Regions from separate parts of the Homo sapiens genome. Here all the other regions are linked to region 3. A link is an interaction called in ENCODE POLR2A ChIA-PET data of the cell type or tissue named here. Cell type or tissue: PC-9. All regions are shown on one strand. Links, peaks and the distances in the headings refer to the core of each region. The heading gives the core; the rest is flanking DNA. Region 1 has its middle 33 kb from the start of DEPDC4. Region 2 overlaps TMPO (thymopoietin). Region 3 has its middle 99 kb from the start of TRD-GTC1-1.

The links. ChIA-PET counts read pairs that join two places held together with the same protein. Peaks named below come from ENCODE experiments on the same cell type or tissue, not always from the same donor. Only the 100,000 strongest peaks of a DNase experiment are listed, where the experiment ranks them.
Region 1: POLR2A ChIA-PET joins it to region 3 with 6 read pairs; 1 of 35 experiments calls an interaction of 5 or more read pairs at or near these places.
Region 2: POLR2A ChIA-PET joins it to region 3 with 7 read pairs; 11 of 35 experiments call an interaction of 5 or more read pairs at or near these places.

Annotation. Positions count from the first base shown.
Region 1 is chr12:100,229,961-100,238,312 of GRCh38, forward strand. It overlaps a transcript of DEPDC4 not described here. Among named protein-coding and RNA genes, the nearest start is that of DEPDC4, 33 kb to the right of the region's middle. In PC-9, for the core only: CTCF peaks have their summits at 4,929 (motif pointing right) and 5,128; DNase peaks (open chromatin) are centred at 4,461 and 4,871; H3K4me3 peaks cover 712 bases; H3K27ac peaks cover 1,941 bases.
Region 2 is chr12:98,519,228-98,525,325 of GRCh38, forward strand. The region is part of intron 1 of TMPO (thymopoietin); the gene reads left to right. Among named protein-coding and RNA genes, the nearest start is that of TMPO-AS1, 6.1 kb to the left of the region's middle. In PC-9, for the core only: no CTCF peak of the experiment used is centred there; no DNase peak of the experiment used is centred there.
Region 3 is chr12:98,400,641-98,408,937 of GRCh38, forward strand. No RefSeq gene overlaps it. Among named protein-coding and RNA genes, the nearest start is that of TRD-GTC1-1, 99 kb to the right of the region's middle. RefSeq lists a silencer at 909-968. In PC-9, for the core only: no CTCF peak of the experiment used is centred there; a DNase peak (open chromatin) is centred at 1,611; H3K27ac peaks cover 1,938 bases.

The DNA of each region.
Region 1 (8,352 bases), core at 2,346-6,345, 1.8 Mb after region 3:
AAAGGAGCTGGAAAATGAGGTTTTTAGCTTTCTACTCTCTGAAGTTTAGGAAGACACACTATAAGGAAGTTACACTAAATGTTGAGCAACAGGAGCTGCAGTCCCTGGTCAAACCAGTATTCAACGCCTGGGGGCAAAATAGAAACTTTTGGATAAACAAGGACTCAAAGTGCCACTCTTGAGACAATTTCTGAAAGAACTGCTTAAGGATACAGTACTGTAGTAAGATGACAATGAATCTAAGAAAGGAGGGTAAGCATTCAAGAAAACAGTAGGGGCCCAGCAAGATGGTTTACGCCTGTAATCCCACCACTTTGGGAGGCAGAGGCAGGAGGAGCACTTGAGCCCAGGAGTTAGAGGCTGTAGTGAGCTATGATCATACCACTGCACTCCAGCATGTGTGACAGAGCAAGACCTTGTCTCTAAAAAACAAACAAAAACACAGTAGGAAAAAAATAAATCAGGAAAATTAATTTGAATAATTATAGAAGCACTAAAGAGTTAGCAATTGAAATACTGAATTGTGTAATTTTATAATTTGTGTATCTTATTAACACAAAACATTTTTCAAATTGTGTTCACTCACATTTTCAATATATATTTAAATATATATTTATTCAATTTTTTTTTGAGATAGAGTTTCGCTCTTGTTGCCCAGGCTGCAGTGCAATGGCACGACCTTGGCTCACTGCAACCTCCGCCTCCTGGATTCAAGTGATTCTCCTGCCTCAGCCTTCTGAGTAACTGAGATCACAGGCACGCGTCACCATGCCCGGCTAATTTTTGTATTTTTAGTCAAGACGGGGTTTCACCACGTTGGTCAGGCTGGTCTCGAACTCCCGACCTCAGGTGATCCGCCCACCTCGGCCTCCCAAAGTGCTGGGATTACAGGTGTGAGCCACGGCACCCGGCCTTCAAAATAGTTGAATTGCTAGTTATACCCCTTTTATTCTGAAGTATAAGCCCTAAACTAACTTAAAATAGTTTCTAGTGACAATCTTTTTTTTTTTTTGAGAATGAGTCTCGCTCTGTTGCCCAGAGTGGAGCGCAGTGGTGCGATCTCCGCTCACTGGAACCTCTGCCTCCTGGGTTCAAGCAATCCTACCTGCCTGCTTTAGCCTCCCCAGTAGACGGGAATACAGGCGCCCGCCACACCTGGCTAATTTTTTTGTATTTTTATTAGAGTCGGGGATTCACCATGTTGGCCAGGCTGGTCTCGAATTCTTGACCTCAAGTGATCCAGCCGCCTTGGCCTCCCAAAGTGCTGTAATTACCGGTGTGAGCCACTGTGCCCGGCAAATTTTTTTAGAGTGTGTGTGTGTGTGTGTGTGTGTGTGTGTGTGTGTGTGTGTGTGTGTGTGTCAGGGTCACATTCTGTCATCCAGGCTAGAGTGCAGTGGCTCAATCACTCCTCACAGCAAGTGATCTTCCCACCTTAGCCTTCTGGGTAGATGGGACTACAGGTGTCCACCACCACGCCTGGCAAATTTTTTGTAGAGATGGGGTTTTGCCATGTTGCCCAGGCTGGTCTCCAACTCCTGGGCTCGAGCAATCTGCCTGCCTCAGACTCCCAAAGTGCTGGTATTACAGGTGTGAGCCACCATGTCTGGCCCCTAGTGACAATCTTACAATAAAACACACAACAAATAAAACAAAGGAATAACTTTATCAAAATATCTTTGTCAATTTTAATGTTTTATTAACTTTTTGTTGCTAATTTAATGGTTAGTATTTAGCATCCTTGAGCCATCTTTAAAGCACCTAGTTTTACTCTGAACTTGCACTTTAAGAATTAGGAAAATGGTGAAACCCTATTGCTACTAAAAATACAAAATTTAGGCAGGTGTGGTGGGTCACGCTTGTAGTACCAGCTACTCAGGAGGCTGAGGCGGGAGAGTCGCTTGAACCTGAGAGGCAGAGGTTGCAGTGAGCTGAGATCACACAACTGCACTCCAGCATGGGTGTCAGAGAGAGATCCTGCCTCAGAAAAAAAAAAAGAATTATTAGGAAAATGTCTCATATATTCATTTTTAACTTTCGAAGTATCATATTCTTTCTGACAAAAGGTTAAGTGGTTTCATATTTTTAGCCTAAAGGAAAATGCTAATAGAAACTTGAGTCAGTGAACAGTTGTGTAATTAGAAGTCTTTGCCAGGTGCAGTTGCTCACGCCTGTAATCCCAGCACTCTGGGAGGCCAAGGCAGGCAGATCACCTGAGGTCAGGAGTTTGAGACCAGCCTGGCCAACATGGTGAAACCCTGTCTCTACTAAAAAACAATGCAAAAATTAGCCAGGTATGGTGGCACGCAACTGTAATCCCAGCTACTAGGGAGGCTGAGACTAGAGAATAGCTTGAACCCAGGATGTGGAGGTTGCAGTGAGCCACGTTCGCGCCACTGCACTCCAGCCTGGGCGACAGAGCAAGACTCCGTCTCAAAAAAAAAAAAAAATCTTTGTATATGGGTTAATTAACATAATTTATATACCTCACAACTCCAATGTGACGGTTAAATTTCAGAGTTTCAAGCTCCATCTCAGTAAATTAATTTATTAGGTATGGAAAGGCGTCATTGTGTAACAAGCACTCCAGGTGATTCTGGTGCAGGTAGACCTTGGGCCACTTTGAGAAACACTGGCCTAAGGCTGGGCACGGTGGCTCACGCCTGTAATCCCAGCACTTTGGGAGGCCAAGGTGGGCGGATCACCTGAGGTCGGGAGTTTGAGACCAGCCTGACCAACTTGGAGAAACCCCATCTCTACTAAAAATACAAAATTAGCCAGGCGTGGTGGCGCATGCCTGTAATCCCAGCTACTTGGGAGTCTGAGGCAGAACAATCGCTTGAACCTGGGAGGCAGGAGGTTGTGGTGAGCCGAGATCGCGCCATTGCACTCCAGCCTGGGCAACAAGAGGGAAACTCCATCTCAAAAACAAAACAAAACAAAACAAAACAAACACAAAAAAAGAAACAGGCCTGGCGGGTGAGAGGATAGCACTTATTAAAATAGTGTAACCTGTGACAGGCAATGTATGTACATATCATTTAATCCTAACTGCAACAATTGTATACTAGCTCCATTTTGCAAATGAGAAAACCTAGGTTCAAAACAACGAGTAAACTGTTCAAGGTCACATTAGGTAGTGGACTTGCGAGTCAAACACAGGTGGGTCTAATTTTGAAGTTTATGCTTTACCACACCTTCAATTTAGATGTTCACAAGTATCTCACCCTAAACATATCAAAGTTAAATTTACTCTCAACTCCTCATCTTTCTAACCCAAGCTGCCACTCCTATATACATACATATATATAATTTTCATGTATGCATATGCATACAGCCCCCTGAAAGATGGAAATATGTATAAAATGTTCTCGGCAACCCAGTCCCTTTAAACATTCTCGTCCCTCTTCCAGAGATGCTGTTACAAATTCTAACTCCCATTCAGATTTCACGACCAACTTTAAATACTGCTTCTCTTTCAGATGCCATAATAAAATAGTTGTATAGAGTTCTGTCTTCATACCTCTATACATTACTACGTTGTTAATGTCATGTTTATGTTCTTTGTATTAGAGTTACTTTTCCAAGGGTGGGACTATGACATCCACTTTATGTCTCCTACATCATACCTGGCATAGCTGAAAAGCTGAATGATTATACTCATGAATGAATTATTAGGTAGCATCATTGGTTATAGGGTTGCTAAGCATCAGAGATGAGGCTTCAGCCCCAACTTTTTTGGTTTTTGTGTTCCAAAAATCTTTTTAGCATGCAAGGAATCAGCAAATAGAAGCACTTGCAATCTACTTGTAGAGTGTACCGGAAGGAAAGATTTCCAGGAAAAAGATCTCAATAACAGATTTCAGTCTTGAATTCTTTATGTATAAAAGTTATATAAGAAGAAAAACGTTTTGTCTCAAAAAAAAATTTTTTTTGGAGTTAGAAAATCTTTTATGAGCTTGGGCTACATGGCGAAACCCTGTCTCTTAAAAAAAAGCTAGCTGGGCTTGGTGGCATGTGCCTGTAGTCCCAGCTACTCAGGAGGCTGAGGTGGGAGAATCACTTGAACCCAGGAGGTTGAGGCTGTGGTGAGCCATGATTACACCACTGCACTTCAGCCTGAGTGACAGAGTTAGACCCTGTCTCCAGAAACAAACAAACAAAAAACCAAACTTTTATTTATGTGGATAGTACCTGTCAACAAAAAAAATTGTTCAATGATACTTGTTAAAAGATGATTTTATTCAGGACCATCAAAATAGGTACAGGGACCACTGCTATGGGATTTTGCAGTCAGAGAGAGATACTAGCCTCAAATCTGGGTACGGCATGGCCAAGTGGTGGGAATTTATAGCCAAGAAGCAGGTCAGGGGTCAATGAATGGAAAATTACTCAGAGAAAAACCTCAAGGGTAAGGGAGATTCTGGCTGAACTGACCTAACAGGATTCTCGCTGAAGACTGGCCAGGATGATGACACATAACCTTTGGGGAATGATGAAGGATGAGGAACCTGATTGGATATTGAGTATGATCAGATATTGACGGTGGGGGCTTCTTGCTAAACTGACACAGCAGGGTTCTTTGCTAAAATGGGATTTTACAAGGAAGAGCACAGATGGGACTAGAAGAAGATTCAGGAGCCTGACTAAAGTTTGGTCAAGCAAACAATCTTTGTCATCTCGTAGAGACCGAATAATCTAAGAAGTTTAAACAGTCTCAAGTGTTATGAATCAGACCGTTAATGGTCATGGAAATTTACTGAATATTCTATCAGGAGCAAAGCTTTCCAGTAATTGAAGCTGGATTTATTTATACAGAGAAAAAAATGCTTTACACGTAAGTCCCTCCAAACTGTTTAGCCTAACATTGAATGATGATACCCTTGGGAACTTAATTCTTTTTAAGCCTAATAACTGTGCTTTATGAAGCTGTCACTAGGTGGCATGGCAATGCTTGGTTAGAAATTTCCCTTTGGAAATTAATGCCTCAGAACCTTCAAAAACTATTCAGTAGAAGTCAGTTTCTTTGTAAACAAGTTTCATTGTTTACAAACGTTTCACTGTTTACAAGTTTCATTGAGTAGTAGTATGGATGTATGTGTGTGTATATATATATATGTATATACACATACATATACATATATATGTACACGTTGATAAAAATAAGCTCCATTAGAGAATGTTGTAGGAAATACTCAATTTAAATGATAACAAAATAAGATATTTAAAGTATGCTTAACAACTCTGACTTCTGGTAATTCTATTTCTAAACTATATTTTATCCTAATCTAGAATACTCATCTGATAGTATTTTCCCTTTTAACCCAAACAGGTCAAATCGTAAATCCAGGTCTATGATTCCAGAGCCCATATTCTTTTTTTCTTTTAAGGTTTTTTTTTTTTTTTTATTCTCTTTTTAAAAATTCTTCATTTCCATAGGTTTTTGGGGAACAGGTGGTATTTGGTTACATGAATAAGCTTTTTAGTGGTGATTTGTGAGATTTTGGGGCACCCATCCCCCCAGCAGTATACACTGAACCCAATTTGTAGCCTTTTATCCCTTACCCCTTTCCCACCCTTTCACCCCCAAGTCCCCAAACTCCACTGTATCATTCTTTTTTTTTTTTCCCCCAAGATGGAGTCTTGCTCTGTCACCCAGGCCGGAGTGCAGTGGCATGATCCCGGCTCACTACAGCCTCCATCTCCTGTGTTCAGGCAATTGTCCTATCTCAGCCTCCCAAGTAGCTGGGATTACAGGTGCCCGCCACTGCGCCTGGCTAATTTTTGTATTTTTAGTAGAGACGGGTTTCACCATGTTGGCTAGGCTGGTCTTGAACTCCTGACCTTAGGTGATCCACCTGCCTCAGCTTCCCAGAGTGTTGGGATTACAGGCATGAGCCACCATGCCTGGCCCACTGTATCACTCTTAGGCCTTTGCATTCTCATAGCTTAGCTCCCACTTATGAAGGAGAACATACGATGTTTGGTTTCCCATTCCTCAGTTACTTCACATAGAATAATGGTCTCCAATCCCATCCAGGTTGCTGCGAATGCCCTTAATTCATTCCTTTTTATGGCTGCATAGTATTCCATTGTATGCATATACCACACTTTGTTTATCCACTTGTTGATTGATGGGCATTTGGGCTGGTTCCGTATTTTTGCAATTGTGAATTGTGGTGCTATAAACATGTGTGAGCAAGTATCTTTTTGGTATAATGACTTCTTTTCCTCTGGGTAGATACCCAGTAGTGGGATTGCTAAATCAAATGATAGTTCTACTTTTAGTTCTTTAAGGAATCTCCACACCGTTTTCCATAGTGGCTGTACTAGTTTACATTCCCACCAGTAATGTAGAAGTGTTCCTTGTTCACCACATCCATGCCAACATCTATTTTTTTTTTATTTTTCTATTATGACCATTCTGTGGGAGTAAGGTAGTATTGCATTGTGGTTTTGATTTATATTTCCCTAATTACTAGTGATGTTGAGCATTTTTTCATATGTTTGTTGGTCATTTGTATATCTTCTTTTGAGAATTTTCTATTCATGTCCTTAGCCCACTTTTTGATGGGATTGTTTTTTTCTTACTGATTTGTTTGAGTTCCTTGTAGATTCTGGATATTAGCACTTTGTCAGATGTATAAAGATTTTCTCCCACTCTATGGGTTCTCTGTTTACTGTGCAGACTGTTCCTTTTGCTGTGCAAAAGCGCTTTTGTTTAATTAAGTCCCACCTATTTATCTTTGTTTTTATTGTATTTGCTTTTGGGTTCTTGGTCATGAAATCTTTGCATAAGCCAATGTCTAGAAGAGTTTTTCCCATGTTATCTTCTAGAATTTTCAAAGTTTCAGTTCTTAGATTTAAGTCCTTGATCCATCTTGAGTTGATTTTTGTATAAGGTGAGAGATGAGGAATCCAGTTTCATTCTCCTACATGTGGCTTGCCAATTATCCTAGCACCATTTGTTGAAGAGGGTGTCCTTTCCCCACTTTCTGTTTTTGTTTGCTTTGTCGAAGATCAGTTGGCTATACGTATTTGGGTTTATTTCTGGGTTCTCTATTCTGTTCCATTGGTCTATGTGCCTATTTTTATACTAGTACCATGCTGTTTTGGTGACTATGGCCTTATAGTATAGTTTAAAATCAGGTACTGTGATGCCTCCAGATTTGTTCTTTTTGCTTAGTCTTGCTTTGGCTATGCAGGCTCTTTTTTCTTTCCATATGAATTTTAGGATTTTCTTTTTCTTTTTTTTTTTTTTTGAAACAGAGTCTCGTTCTGTTGCCAGCCAGGCTGGAGTGCAGTGGCGTGATCTCGGCTCACCGCAACCTCCACCTCCCAAGTTCAAGTGATTCTCCTGCCTCAGCCTCCCAAGTAGCTGGGACTACAGGCGTGTGCCACCACACCCAGCTAATTTTTGTATTTTTAGTAGAGATGGGTTTTCACCATGTTGGCCAGGCTGGACTCGAACTCCTGACCTCAGGTGATCCACCCACCTTGGCCTCCCAAAGTGCTGGGATTACAGGTGTGAGCCACTGCACCTAGCCTAGGATTTTTATTTTTTCTAGTTCTGTAAAGAATGATGGTAGTATTTTAATGGAAATTGCATTGAATTGTAGACTTCAGAGCCCATATTCCTGTTACCACATCACAGATTCTCCCTCACGAACCCACTATTTACAGATGGACAGATGACTGTTATCCATCGAAGAGTTGGAAGGTACCTTTGGTATTATCTGGCCCAATCTTAAAAAATTTTTTTTAATTTATTTCATTTTTTATTTCTTTGTTTCAACCTTAAACTATTAAAGGAATAGCTCGATCTTAAAAATACAAATCTGTGCATGTGTATTTTTATTTTAGAGATTTTTAAAAAACTGAGGCTCAGTGCAAAGATATTTGTCTAAGGTTATAATTTTCTGAACAGCAGACGCAACAACATGGTAATATCCTTAAAGCATTTGTCAAAGTATCCACCATTCATAGTGATGACTAGCAAATCCCTACCTGATTCACACTGAACATTAAAATGGCAACTTTCCAAATAAGGAGACTTCTATCGAAGAGGGCTTGGTGGCATGTTTCCAATATTTTCCCGGTATCTCTTCAGGTACCCTCTCAGGTCTTCCACTGGAAGTATACTAACTTCCTCCCCAACTTAAAAAAAAAAAATATGCAGATTAGGGCAGTTTTATCTTCCAGTGTCATATAATTGGGTTGCTTTTTTTTTTTTTGACAGAGTCTCGCTCCATCACCCAGGCTGGAGTGCGATGGCACCATCTCGGCAACATCTGCCTCCCGGGTTCAAGCAATTCTCCTGCCTCAGCCTCCCAAGTAGATGGCATGCACCAA
Region 2 (6,098 bases), core at 1,391-5,390, 120 kb after region 3:
TTCTGAGACGGAGTCTCCATTGCCCAGGTTGGAGTGCAATGGCCCGATTTCATCTCTGCCTCCTGGGTTCAAATGATTCTCCTGCCTCGACCTCCCGAGTAGCTGGGATTACAGGCGTATACTACTATACCCGGCTAATTTTTGTATTTTTAGTAGAGAAGGGGTTTCGCCATGTTGGCCAGGCTGGTCTGGAACACCTGACCTCAGGTGATCTGTCCCCCTGGGCTTTCCAAAGTGCTGGGAATGCAAGGATGAGCGACGGCACCCAGCCCAGAAGTCATGTTTTTTAGAGTACCTAGTAGGTCTATTGGCATGGTAATTAAGCTCTTTACGTTTCATTTAATTATTTCATCCATATAAAGAAAACTTACTTCATAATTACAGGTTTAAATGTCTTCTACCTGGAGTATTTAAAACTCAAGAGGTGTTTACCCTTGACTGAGCTTAATAGCCATGCCAACAACTTGAAGAAAAATATTGGTAGTCAGCGTCATTTTCTGTTTTAAAGTACGTTAAGTACAAGTGAGTTATAATTAGGAGTCTGTTCGATGTTTTTATCAGCCATAGGAAAAAATAATTTTAAGTTTACAGGAAAAGAAATTTATAATAATTTATGTGTAAAATTATTCATGTCAATTCCTCTTATATGTACTATATTTTACGTTTTGGTCATTTTTAGCCCCATATAAAAATAATACCAGGTCATATTTCTTTTTTTTTCTTTCTTTCTTTTTTTCTTTTTCTTTTTTTGAGATGGAGTCTTGCTCTGTCACGCAGCCTAGAGTGCAGTGGCGTGATGTCAGCTCACTGCAACCTCTGCCTCCCGGGTTCAAGCGATTCTCCTGCCTCAGCCTCCCAAGTAGCTGGGATTACAGGTGCCCACCACTGCGCCCGGCTAATTTTTGTATTTTTAGTGGAGACGGGGTTTCACCATCTTGGCCAGGCTGGTCTCAAACTCCTGACCTCAGTTGATCCACCCGCCTGAGCCTCCCAAAGTGCTGGGATTACAGGCATGAGCCACCGCGCCCGGCCAACCATATTTTTCCCTTCCTTCCTTCCTTCCTTCCTTCCTTCCTTCCTTCTGTGTGTGTGAGAGATGGAGTCTCACTCTGTCACCCAGGCTGGAGTGCAGTGGCATGATCTCGGCTCACTGCAACCTCTGCCTCCCAAATTCAAGCAATTCTCCTACCTCAGCCTCCTGAGTAGCTGGTATTACTTACAGGCACACACCACTACTCCTGGTTAATTTTTGTATTTTTAGTAGAGACAAGGTTTCACCATGTTGGTCAGGCTGGTCTCGAACTCCTGACCTCGTGATCCACCTGCCTCGGCCTCCCAAAGTGCTGGAATTACAGGAGTGAGCCACCTCACCCGGCCAATACCAGGTCTTATTTCTTTTTTCCTTTTTTTTTTTGAAACGGAGTCTCAGTCTGTCATCCCAGCTGGAGTGCAGTGGTGCAATCTCGGCTCCCTGCAAGCTCTGCCTAGCTGAGACTACAGGTGCCCGCCACCACGCCTGGCTAATTTTATGTATTTTTAGTAAAGACTGTTAGCCAGGATGGTCTCTATCTCCTGATCTGGTGATCTGCCCGCCTCGGCCTCCCAGAGTTCTGGAATTACAGGCATGAGCCACCGCTCCCGGCCTCCAGGTCATATTTCTTAAAGAATATTTATAATCTTCTGCATAATGGAGTGGTAAAAAGGAATAAAAGAATATTTATTTATATTATAGGAGAAAGCCAAATTATGTTTGAGAGTTGCAGATAAGGGAGATTTTTAACATTTTAAGACAAATCAAGCATTAATGTGGATTTGGCCAAGATTAACTATTTGCATGCATATACCTTCTATTTAATCATGGGTTTATGAGGAATTTTTTTTTTTTTTTTTTTTTTTTTGAGACGGAGTGTCGCTCTGTCACCCAGGCTGGACTGCAGTGGCGTGATCTCCACTCACTGCAAGCTCTGCCTCCTGGGTTCACGCCATTCTCCTGCCTCAGCCTCCCGATTAGCTGGGGCTACGTGGTGGCACCTGCCACCACCCCCGGCTAATTTTTTTGTATTTTTAGTAGAGACGGAGTTTCACTGTGTTAGCCAGGATGGTCTGGATCTCCTGATCTTCTGATCCTCCCGCCTCAGCCTCCCAGAGTGCTGGGATTACAGACGTGAGCCACCGTGCCCAGCCTATGGGGAACATTTTTAATTAAATAAGAAATTGTTTCATTTCAGCTTCTACCATAGTCTCTTGGATTCACTTGGTATAATGTGACAAAACTTTGCATGTTAAAAGTTTTGTTTTTATTTTGTTTTCTTATTTCTAAGCTTTTTATTTTATGTATCTTGCTACCAATATTTTTAGGTGTTGAAACTACCTAGATTGTGGACACAAAAATAAACATTTACAGAGTTGGCAGTCTGCCTTTTTGTTTTAAGAGGCAGAGCCTGAAGGTGTAGCTATTTGGATCTAGTGGAGCATAATATTCTTGAATGATCTGTTCTGGTGAATTATGAGTGTGTGTTTGAGAAGGAGTCTTGCGCTGTCATCCAGGCTGGAGTGCAGTGGCGCGATCTCGGCTCACTGCAACCTCCACCTCCCGGGTTCAAGTGATTCTCCTGCCTCAGCCTCCTGAGGAGCTGGGATTACAAGCGTGCACCACCATGCCCAGCTAATTTTTTTATTTTTAGTAGAGACAGTTTCACCATGTTGGTCAGGCCGGTCTCAAACTCCTTCCTGACTTTGTGATCTGCCCCCCTTAGCCTCCTAAAGTACTGGGATTACAGGCGTGAGCCACCACGCCTGTCTGTGTGTTTGTTTGTTTTTTTAAGAGATAGGGTCTCGCTCTGTCCCTCAGACTGTAGTGCAGTGGTATGATCATAGCTCACTGCAGCCTCAAACTCCTGGGCTCAAGCCTCTGGAATAGCTGGGACTACAGGTGTGTGCCACCATGCCTAGCTGATTTTTAAAATTTTTATAGAGATAGTCTCACTATGTTGACCAGGCTGGTCTTGAATTCCTGGCCTCAAGGGATCCTCCTGCTTAGGCCTCCCAAAGCGTTGGGATTGTAGGTGTGAGCTGCTGCTCCTGGCCAAATTATGAATTCTCAATAGGAAATATTTGAAGACCTGGAAAAGAACATAAAAGCATGCTACCAATAGGAAATGTTAATTAAATCACAAATTTACCACCACTGTATAATAAGGTGTTAAGTTTACAGACTTGTGAATAATAGAGTTATAGATTCAAATTCCAGGTCTGCCACTTATTCATATGACACTGAACAGTGTCTTAATCTAAGATCCTCTATTTTCACCTGAAATAGAGGAATAACCTAATAGCTACTTAATCAGATTGAGGAGTACATGCCATTGCATATGTGAAGTGTCTAGTGCTTAGTAATTAATAGCCATTAAATGATTTCTGAATTTTTGTCTTTAATGTCAGGGCAATATAGTGCAATGTTACTAAAATATAATTTTGGGAAACGAATAAGGTAGATAAGTGAAAGTGACATGTATATCATAGCATGCAGATTTCCTGAGTTAGTGAAGAGCATGCTTGAACCTCAGTTTTCTGAGTTGTCAGATGGGGATATTAGCATTTTATTCCATAGATTTTTAGGACTCTGTAAGTTAATGCAAAGACACTTGGAACACAACTCAGTACGTAATACATAATAAGTGCCCACTAGAATATATTGTTATGGTTCAACATCTTTATACTAGAGGTAGAGATTAAAGGAATTAGAGAAGCTCATCGGTGATATCATAGAGCTGTTGGGTTTTGAAGTTGAAAAATACGTTAGAGATCATCGGGTAGCATAGTAGGTACTATTTTTGAGTGAAACTCTTAAGTGATCTACTTAAAGGAACAAAGCTTTCTGGAGGCAGAATTTAATGCAACTGATGCTTCCTTTTTCCTGACTGAAACTGCTAATCATGTACAGCACACTGTCTCCTAATTTTTTATCCTTATTAAATCTGAGATTTATAAAATGACATCACTTTTCTGGAACTTTTTTCCTGACAGATTAAAAACCACATGTTTGACTGTGTGCAGTGGCTCACACCTGTAATCCCAGCACTTTGGGAGGCCGAGGCAGGTGGATCACCTGAGGTCAGGAATTCGAGACCAGCCTGGCCAACATGGTGAAATCCTGTCTCTTCTAAAAATACAAAAATTAGTTAGTCGGGTATGGTGTTGCGCGCTTGTAATTTCAGCTGCTTGGGAGGCTGAGGCAGGAGAATCTCTTGAACCTGGGAGATGGAGGGCATGCCACTGCACTCTAGCCTGGGCAACAGAGTGAGACTCCATCTCAAAAAAAAAAAAATCACGTTTTTGGTTTTAATTTATCTGACTTACCTTATGTAGATTTGTTGGTCACTTATTTAAGATATCTTTGTTCAGCTGATGTTTTTCATTATGTTTGAAGGAAATATAATTGATTTTCTTTCTTTCTTTTTTTTCTTTAGGCGAAGTCTGGCCTTATCACCCAGGCTGGAGTGCAGTGGCGCAATCTTGGCTCGCTGCAATCTCCGCCTCCCCAATTCAAGTGATTCTCCAGCCTCAGCCTGCCGAGTAGCTAGGACTATAGGCGTGTGCCATCACACCTGGCTAATTTTTGTATTTTTAGTAGAGATGGGGTTTCACCGTGTTGGCCAGGCTGGTCTCAAACTCCTGACCTCAACGGGAGATCCTCCCTCCTCGGCCTCCCAAAGTGCTAGAATTACAGACATGAGCCACTGCCGAGAATTGGTTTTTACTTAGATTTGATAGGCCTGTTATTTCTAATAAGAAATGGATTTTCAAAAATAAATTACTTTTTCCTTCCCCAGATTTGACAAAACATTTATCAGGGGGCTATTCCTGTATCAGTCTTTTTAGAAATGTTTAGATGCTTGGAATAAGAATATGAGGATGATAGTGCGTCTGCTTTCTGTTGCTTGCCTCAATGCTGCATCCAGATCACCTGGGCTACACAATTACAAACAGATTATCTGGCCCAAGGTGAAGAATCAGAAATGGGTAAGACCTTTCCAAATAGAGGTAACAAGAGTTAAGATTTTGGGCTGGGTGCTGTGGCTCACGCCTGTAATCCCAGCACTTTGGAAGGCTGAGGTGGGCAAATCACGAGCTCAGGAGTTTGAGACTAGCCTGGCCAAAATGGTGAAACCCTGTCTCTACTGAAAGTACAAAAATTAGCTGGGCGTGGTGGCATGCACCTGTAGTCCCAGATACTCAGGAGGCTGAGGCAGGAGAGTTGCTTGAACCTGGGAGGCAGAAGGTTGCAGCAAGGCAAGATGGCGCTACTGCACTCCAGCCTGGGCGAGAGAGTTAAGAGACTCCACCTTGAAAAAGAAAAAAAAAAAAGAGTTAAGATTTTTTTTGAGACAGAGTCTTGCTCTATCGCCCAGGCTGGAGGGCAGTGGCATGATGTCGACTCACTGCAACCTCCGCCTCCCAGATTCAAGCAATTCTCCTGCCTCAGCTTCCCAGGTAGCTGGGATTACAGGCATGTGCCACCACACCCGGCTAATTTTTGCATTTTTAAAAGAGACGGGGTTTCACCGTGTTGGCCATGCTGGTCTCGAACTCCTGACTTCAAGTGATCCACCCACCTTGGTCTCCCAAAGTGCTGGGATTACAGGCATGAGCCACTGCACCTGGCCCAAAGAGATTTCTTGAAAACCTCTCAGGCGGGTTTGAAAAGTTGGAATTTCCTGGATGTTTTATTGATAGTAAATTTGAACATTCTCGTGGTAGTGGGGATTATGTACAAATAATTTGAACCTGATTGATTGTTTTTCCATGTTTTATTTTTATTTTAAGCATTATTTAGTTTTTCTGTACTACCTGACTGCACTTTTTGGAAAATTTGAGTAAGTCAGTAACATAGGATTAAGTTTGTTTGATTAAATCTTTTCTTGAAAGAAATAAGTCTTAGAACTCTTAGACCCTAGGCAACTATTTGGATATTATGGTGTGGGTTGCTTCCAGATATGAGCCTGACAGTTCTAGGTCAGTGCAATGTATGTGAATTAAAGCCTGCTAAAAGTACTCTCACTGTAACTCTCCACAGCCGTCTATTTAAGATTTCTCGT
Region 3 (8,297 bases), core at 1-4,000:
AAAGGATTTAATTTTTAACTCTTATAAAGTTCTTATCCCCTGTTACCCCAGAGTGTCAGTTTTTAGATTATGAATTTACAAGCTCCTTGAGGGCAGGGAGAGACTCTTCTTTAAACACCTAACAGTGTAGCTGGGCATAGTCACTCATGCCTGTAGTCCCAGCTACTTGGAAGGCTGAGGCAGGAGAATCGCTTGAACCCAGGAGGCAGAGGCTGCAATGAGCCAAGATCGCACCACTGCACTCCAGCCTGGGCGACAGAGCAAGAACCTGTCTCAAAAAAATAAATAAATAAACTAACAGCAGTTCTTACTCTGTTTCAAGACATAGGGTCTGCTGAGGTTTTAGAGAGCCCCATAAGTCACTCCCTGTCTTCCCCTTCTGAATTCCAAATCAAGTAATAAGTAAGGTACAGGAGTCCTGGTGATAAAATTATAATAGCTATTATTAATAACATTATGTTCTAGGAACCATGAGTACTTAGATATGTTAAGTCATTTAATAGTGTTACCCAAGCTTTACAGGATAGGAAACTGAGGCACATGAAGTTGAATCATTTGCCCAAGGTCGTACACCTAGAAGGTGGCAGAACTGGGATTTGTACCCAGTAGTGGCCCACACTTATAACCACCATGCAATGCTGCCTCTCAAACACCCACCATGCCAATGGAGCTAGGGGGAGAGCAAACCTTGGTTCTATAGTCAAAGGGGCTTCCTAAAGCATCCCTTGTAAATTGAAATTTACTCCTCCAAAACGTCAGGCCTCCCCTCGCAAGGGCAGAGCCTTCCCCTTATTGGAGAGCAGATGACAATATGCCCTCTCAGGCAGAACTGGCCGCACAATTTTCAAGGACCAGTGCCAAATGAAGACGTGGGGCCCCTTGTCCAAAAGTTGTTAATAATTTCAAAAGGGCAACAGCAGGGCATTAAACCAAGCATGAGGCCCTTCTGAACACAGTGCCCTGTGCAGCCACACAGATCACACACCCATGCAGCTGGAGAGGAGCCAAGCAGGCACTTAGAAGCAAGACCCCTTGACCCAAGCACTCTCACTTCCTTCCCTAACCAGAGAAATGGCCCCCCGGGAGGAGTGAGCCAGGTGGCCGAGGGAATGTTCCCATGCTGTATGCTTCTGGGGAGTAAAATAAAAATTCCTTCTCCTCAACAGTAAATAAAGAATGGGGAAGAAAAAAAGAAAACAGAAAAAAAAAAAAGAATGGGGAAGAAACGATCCACCATACAGGGACCTATTTTGAGAAGATGGTGAAAATTGTACATATGCACACTACATTTTGCACACAATTTCATGGGTTTCACAAATCCCTTGAGTATATCTCTGCAAATCCTTCTATGCTTAAATGCCTTAAGCATAGAGGGGATGAGATGGCAATACACATACATACACATATATGTATTATATATACACAAATATATATATGCATATGCACATGTAATACACACACAAACACACACACACACACACATATATATATATACACACACACACACAAGAGATCCCTCAAGGTCCCTTCTGGCTCTCGGATTCTTTGGCTCTGACCATCACAACTTAATCACCAGCTGATCTTCCTGAAACTTTAATCCCAGCAGAGTTCTATCTAGCTCAGAATGAGTCAGCTCATTTGCTTCAACAGGTAAAGGTCAAACTGCATCCATTATTTGTGCACAGGCATTTCCAGTCTCTGTCACCCATGGCTGTCAATCCAAAGGCTGGATTTACACTCAGTGTGGTCTGGGTTCTCATTAACCTTGAATCGCCTCCTCCTCCACAGAGCTGTGACATTTAAAATCTTATCAGAGTACTCTAAAACAACCATCAGACTGAGCCTTCGGGGGATAAAATAAATGATCCATAAGCCCAGGATGAGAAAGAAATAAAAACAGACCTTAAAGAAGTAAGGTCTCCATCAAACGCATCACTCACAACACATCATTTTGTGTTGGTCTCTGTTTGTGGTCTACCTGGAATTGAATGATATTCATCTAATTTAGCCCTTCAGATGTAATTTTAGTTCTGAATGCCACCTTGAAAACAGTGACTAACCAAAATTTCCAAGAAGGGGGATTGTCATTTTTAATGGGTTTCAAAAAAAAATGTTATACAAGTTTCAAAGACTGAGGTCTTATTTTTTTAATGATGATTCATGTAGGCCATCTCAAAAATGGATTGATTTCCCAATATTTTTATACCACATCAAATATATCTCTGTGCCCAGCCAGGCTGATGGGCAATGTGCATCATTTATACACATTTCACTGGTTGAAAATTTATGGATAACCTATTACACGTCAGATGATGTGACAGGAACTAGGAATGGAAAGATAAATACAAACTGGGTTCTGTCTTACAGGGCTGCCCCGTGCAGTGAAGGGGACAGCCATAGGGGATGAAATGCAGTGATAGCAGCGTGTACACAGTACATGCTCTCAAAGCCTAGAAGAGGCACTGATAGAATTTGGGAAGGGACATTTTGATGGGGAGAATGTTCTAGGCCGAGGAAAGAGGATGAGCAGAAACACAGTGGTATAGATGTGAATGCCAGTTCAGGGAACCTTAAATGCACTCTGGTATCGTGTTGGACAGATGGGTCTTGATTCCACCATTTTGTAACCTCATGACCTTGAGTTGATCAAGTCAAGTCGATCACTTGACTTTTCTGACCCTCAGTTTCCTTGTCTGTAAACTGGAGTCATTACCACTAGTCACTGAATTGCTATGGGGTTCTAATGAAAATGTATAGAAAAGTGACTCGCAAGCCTGATGTACTATTCAAATGTCAATCATGCTTGTCTTTTATTTTAAACCTACCATGTCTTGTTGCTCTTCAACATGAAAGTGTGGACTCTCAGAAGGGATTTCATGGACTGCCTGGTCCAAGTCACTCATTAATAACAAAACCAAAGCCCCAAGAGGTGGTTGTCAGTGTCACCATTATCAATAGCAACAGCACCAGCATGACATCATGATTGTGATAGACACCAGTTTTGAGTCCTTGCTGCCTCCCAGGCTTTTTGCTTTCATCTCATTTACAACTCCTTGTGACCAATAATTATCTCCATTTTATAAAGGAAGAAACTGAAGCTTGGGGAGGTTAAATAGCATGTCCAGCAACTCAAAGCTAGTAAATGGCAAATTCAGAATTTGAACCCAGGTCGGACCCCTTGACCCAAGCCCTTAATATTCTGTTATAATGCCTCTTTCTGCTTTTCCTTTACCTCCGTTCTCCTCTCTCTCTCTCTCTCTCTTACTTTCTTCCTTGACATGAAAGTAGGCCACTTCTAAATACCCATCATTTCCAAGGACAAACTTTTCTGGAAGGAAGTGAGAGGAAGAAACTGGTAGAGAGGCCCCCAGCTGCAAATATCTGAGCCCCACGTCACCTGTCAACAGAAGAACACCACAGGACACAGGCGAAGTGCTGGCCTCTCCCCAGCACAGGAAGCAGGAACTACACAGTGGGGACTCAGAGCGGATGGCAGACAGAGTTGCCTGTGCAGTAACTTTCCCTAACCCATTAGCCTTAACATATTGTCTCATCCACAGGGAGGAGGCAGGAAAAGGAGGCTCGGCAGCAGTGCTCGCTTTCCTGCTATTTTTAACCCACTCAGCTGGTCCTCCCCTTTCAACAGGCTCTGTTCCTTCTAGGTTATTCACTTCCTCCTAAGGGATATTGTTTGTTTGTTTGTCCTACTACTTTTTGACTTGTGGAGTGAACTTATTGCTTCCTCTCCTTATTTTAATACATTATAACAGACATTTATTGGGATATTGGGAGAATATTTAAACACCTTTCCTTCTGTGGTTTTCTTTGGACGGCAAGGGGACATGTGATTGTCACTTCGTTAAAAGCCTTGTGTTCCAGGAACCAAGTTCAGGCACCATTGCATAGTTTTGTAAATAAGAATGGGCCCCCTGGGGACACAACTCAAAGGAGAAAATAAAACTTATAATCTGAAAGGAACTCATCTGTAATGGGTTTGGATGCCAGAGTTTCAAAGGACAACCCGTACCTTGAGGAAAACAGGTGCCTGCTTCTGGGGGAGCACTGGAACCCAGTATGGGCTCTGCAGTGGGTCTGCTTCAAGTTTCTATCTTAAGAACCATTCCTAGGTTCTGGCCTCTCAACCCTAAGCCTCAGGACAGCAGTGTTCATCAGTAAGACCCAGAACCTGGCACTGAATAGCTCCCCATAGATATTCACAGAATGAATAAATGAAAACATTGAAGGTCTTAGTAAAATGGTAATTATCTCATGGAAGTGGTACATGAAGGGCAGTCATGCTCCCCAACAAGAATTTGGACTTGCCCTCTGGGAATAAAAAGGAACATCGGTATGTAAGTCATCATAAGCAAGGATAGACTCTAACCAAACTTATGACCCAAGGAGACAAGTCTTTTACATTCAACATGCCAATTCCAGTCAAATGACTGGTTCCCTGGAGTGCTGCATAGAGAAGGATTTTTGAGACTTCTTCTGAGTCTAGCAGGAAAGAGAGCTACAATTGATTAGTAATGTCTGCCATGCACACAAGGGGTGAATGATGGCAAGGATAGCATATAAGTGCATCCCTTTGTTGACACATCCAGAAAACTGTGACTCGGAAGTGGGATTGACTGACCCCAGGAGTATGGAAAAGGGGAGCCACTGAGGCAGATGCCACTGAGCCACTGCCCAAGGAGCCCTAGAGCAAGCATTTTTCTGGCAAGGAAGAGCACAAAGCAGAAACCGTGTCATTAAGCACAGTACTCACACCCTGGTACTGATTCCAAGTTTACCAAGCAATGTCTTCTGTGCCTTCCCCTGTAGCGTGCCTTTAGGGAAAGAATGTTCTGGGTCAAGACACACCTAAAGTCCAGTGGCCAGTTTGCTTGACATTAATAGTTCTTGATGGAGATTAAGAAGAGTCTTTCTGGTTTCACTGATGACTCTCTGTGGACTTGGTTCATGTGCCCATCCAAGAAAGATGAATCTGCTCTCAGGTACCCTTGGCCAGTCAGGTCTCTGAGACTACAAGGCTGCGGACTAAATCTTGGACTCCGGTAAATTCACCAAAATAAGGTCCCCCTGCCAAGTCTTTTCCTGGGCTTGCAATTGCATTCCCTTCTGCATGCCATGTTCATTTGACAACCACCATATGCTAAGAGGAGTATGGAGTGGAATTAAATTGCCAGTGTATTTTTAGAAACCTGGCTAGCAGGTCAGCTGAGTTCTGAGGTTGGGACACAGGACTAGTCACTTTAATAAGGACAGAAAGGAAGTAAAGTGTCTAAAACCTGCAGATTGGCAGGCCCAGATGGAGCCTGTAAGTTCTTCAAGGGCAGAGACTATGTCTTTGTTATGTATATATCTATTCTCAGTGCACAGCACCACTCTGAGACATGGCAAGTGCTCCATAAATATGTGTTGAGTGAATGAGTTTATTGAATGGGCAGCAGAAGTTTCCAGAAGTGTTGTGGAAGGAGCTGTTTAGGTAAGAGAATGAGCTGAAAGGGCCAACAGGAAATACTAACAATAAACCACAGGCTTTACAATGTCGCCTTGAGCTTACCCACCCAGTTTAGGAAGTTTTCACCTTCAAGCCAGCAATATCGCTGTTTATACAATAACCTTGAGCCTTTGCGTATGCTGTTCCCTCTGCTTGGAGTATTCTTGCTACCCTGGCTATGCACATGAATTTGTGCACACGTGCACGTGCATGGACATACGCGCACACACATTCATATAACTGCTTCTTTAGTTGTCACTTCTTCAGAGACATCTATTCCGATTTCTCTAAGTTCTCCTCCTCCCACTGCCTTGTATCCTCTAGCTCAATCCCTTTTATATGTTCTTCATAACATTTGTCACCATCTGTAATTATCTTAAGTGTTTTTCACTTATTTCCTGTTTGCTTCCTCCCCTAGGGCATAAGCTCCATGATTCAAGGACTGTATTCTCTTATTCACTGTTGTATTTCCAAGCGCTGAGCTCGGTATCTGGTCATAGTAGATACTCAAAAAGTATCTATTGAATAAATTATGAATGAACAGTGCTTCTACACTTATTGCCTCACTGGTACAGCACACTAGCCTTTTATGAGTTAGACTTCAGTAAAAGGAGACTGAAGACAGCACTCCAGTTATTTTAATCAGAAAAATTTTAATCCAAAAAATTCATCTTTTTTTATTTATTTATTTTTATTTTTATTTTTTTTTTTGAGATGGAGTCTCGCTCTATCACCCAGGCTGGAGTGCAGTGGTGCGATCTCGGCTCACTGCAAGCTCCGCCTCCCGGGTTCACGCCATTCTCCTGCCTCAGCCTCCTGAGCAGCTGGGACCACAGGCACCTGCCACCACGCCTGGCTAATTTTTTGTATTTTTAGTAGAGACAGGGTTTCACCGTGTTAGCCAGGATGGTCTCAATCTCCTGACCTCATGATCTGCCTGCCCCAGCCTCCCAAAGTGCTGGGATTAAAGGCGTGAGCCACCGCACCCGGCCCAAAAAAATTCATCTCTTACAAAATTGTTGGAGGGCTAGAAGAATGGGTTCTAAACTGGGCCTCCAGGAATGACCACCTAAACAACACTGTTGAACTGGCCCCCACTTTGCCAGAATCAGTTACAAGGGTCCACGGAGAGGCCACTCCTGGAACTATTGAATTCAAGGACATACCACTGAGCTTGCAAAACAAGGATCAGGAAGTCATTGGTGCTGCAGATCCCTCTCAGCACCCTCAGAACTAGGTAGTAAGCACTGGAACATTGCTGCAGGGGGAAAATGCCTCTGTGACCAGGCTCACCAGCCCAAACAGTCAAACCAGCAAAGCAACAAGAAGATGGCTTCCACCTAAAGTCCATCTTTCATATGATGAGTTATTGGAACTAGGAGAAATCTAAATCATGGTTGTAACCCTAGCTGCAAGAGAGTCTTGGAAATGCAATGCCTACCTTTCCAGTTTCTGTTGTTCTGGAAGGTGCCCTATGGAGGTTGGAAAGGATGATGATGAGTTCCGATACCAAACCACCACAAGCCCTGTGAAGTAGGCAGGGAAAACTCCATCATTGCCTGGTGGCGCAGTGGCTCACACCTGTAATCCAAGCACTTTGGGAGGCCAATATGGGAGGATTGCTTGAGCCCAGGAGTTCAAGACCAGCCTGGGCAACATACAGATACCTTATCTCTACAAAAAAAATAAAAATTTGCTGGGCATGGTAGCTCATGCCTGTAGTCCCAGTGACTCAGGAGACTGAGGTAGGAGGATCTGCTTGAGCCTGGGAAGTCAAGGCTGCAATAAGCCGTGATCACGCCACTGCACTCTAGTGTAAACAACAGAGGGAGATGCTCTCTCAAAAAAAAATGCATCATTGCCACTTTTACAGATGAAAAACCTGAGTCTTCAGAAAATTAAATAATAATCCCTATTGATTGGTTCTCAAAATTATTTGTGGAATGAGTGAGGATGAATTATTTTCCCAGAGTCAAAAAGCAAACTCCTGTTGCCCTTAAAGACCCAAGTGAAAGGGATCTCCTCTGTGATGCCTGACCTAACCACCCAAGCTAAAGTCAATGCTATTGTTTATGCATACACACCTACACACACACACCGTGACTTTGATATGTTCATCATGGTACCTACCACAATGTATTTTAAGGACCAATTTGTGTTTCTGTTTCCCTAAGCAGACAATGAAGTCCTCAAGGGCAAAGATGGCATCTTAGTCTTCTCACCAACCTGGGTATCCACTGTGTGTAGCTCATAGGAGGTCAGATTAATACTTGGTTTATTGACTTAGTAAGTGTAGTGCTCTGGGCTCTTGACATTAGGCCAGTCCTCTTTCCACCATGCCACACCGCTTCTACCCAACTTTTTCTGAAATCTACTGGCTTTGGTATTCATTTGCTCACTCATGCAAGAAATATCTATTAAGCACCCATAATGAATCAGTGTTTGACACAGGAGATGTAACAGTGAGTGAAAAGAGACAGTCTCATGGCCCATAAAGACTACAGTCTAGTGGGGGAGATGGATATGAATTAGCTGATCACACAAATAAATGTGTAACTACAGCAATGATGATGACACCATAAAAGGAGGTGCATCCTGGTCTGGGAGCGTGTAATAGGTTTGAACTGTACAAGGACATCAGAAAAGATTTGTATAAAGCAGTGATGATAGCTGACATCTAAATGATAATAGGAGTTATGCAACGCAAAGAGGTCAGAAGGTCAATTCCGTGAGAAAGGAAATGGTCATGCAGAGGCCCTGTGGTAAGAGGAAGGTGAAGAAACAGAAGAACAAG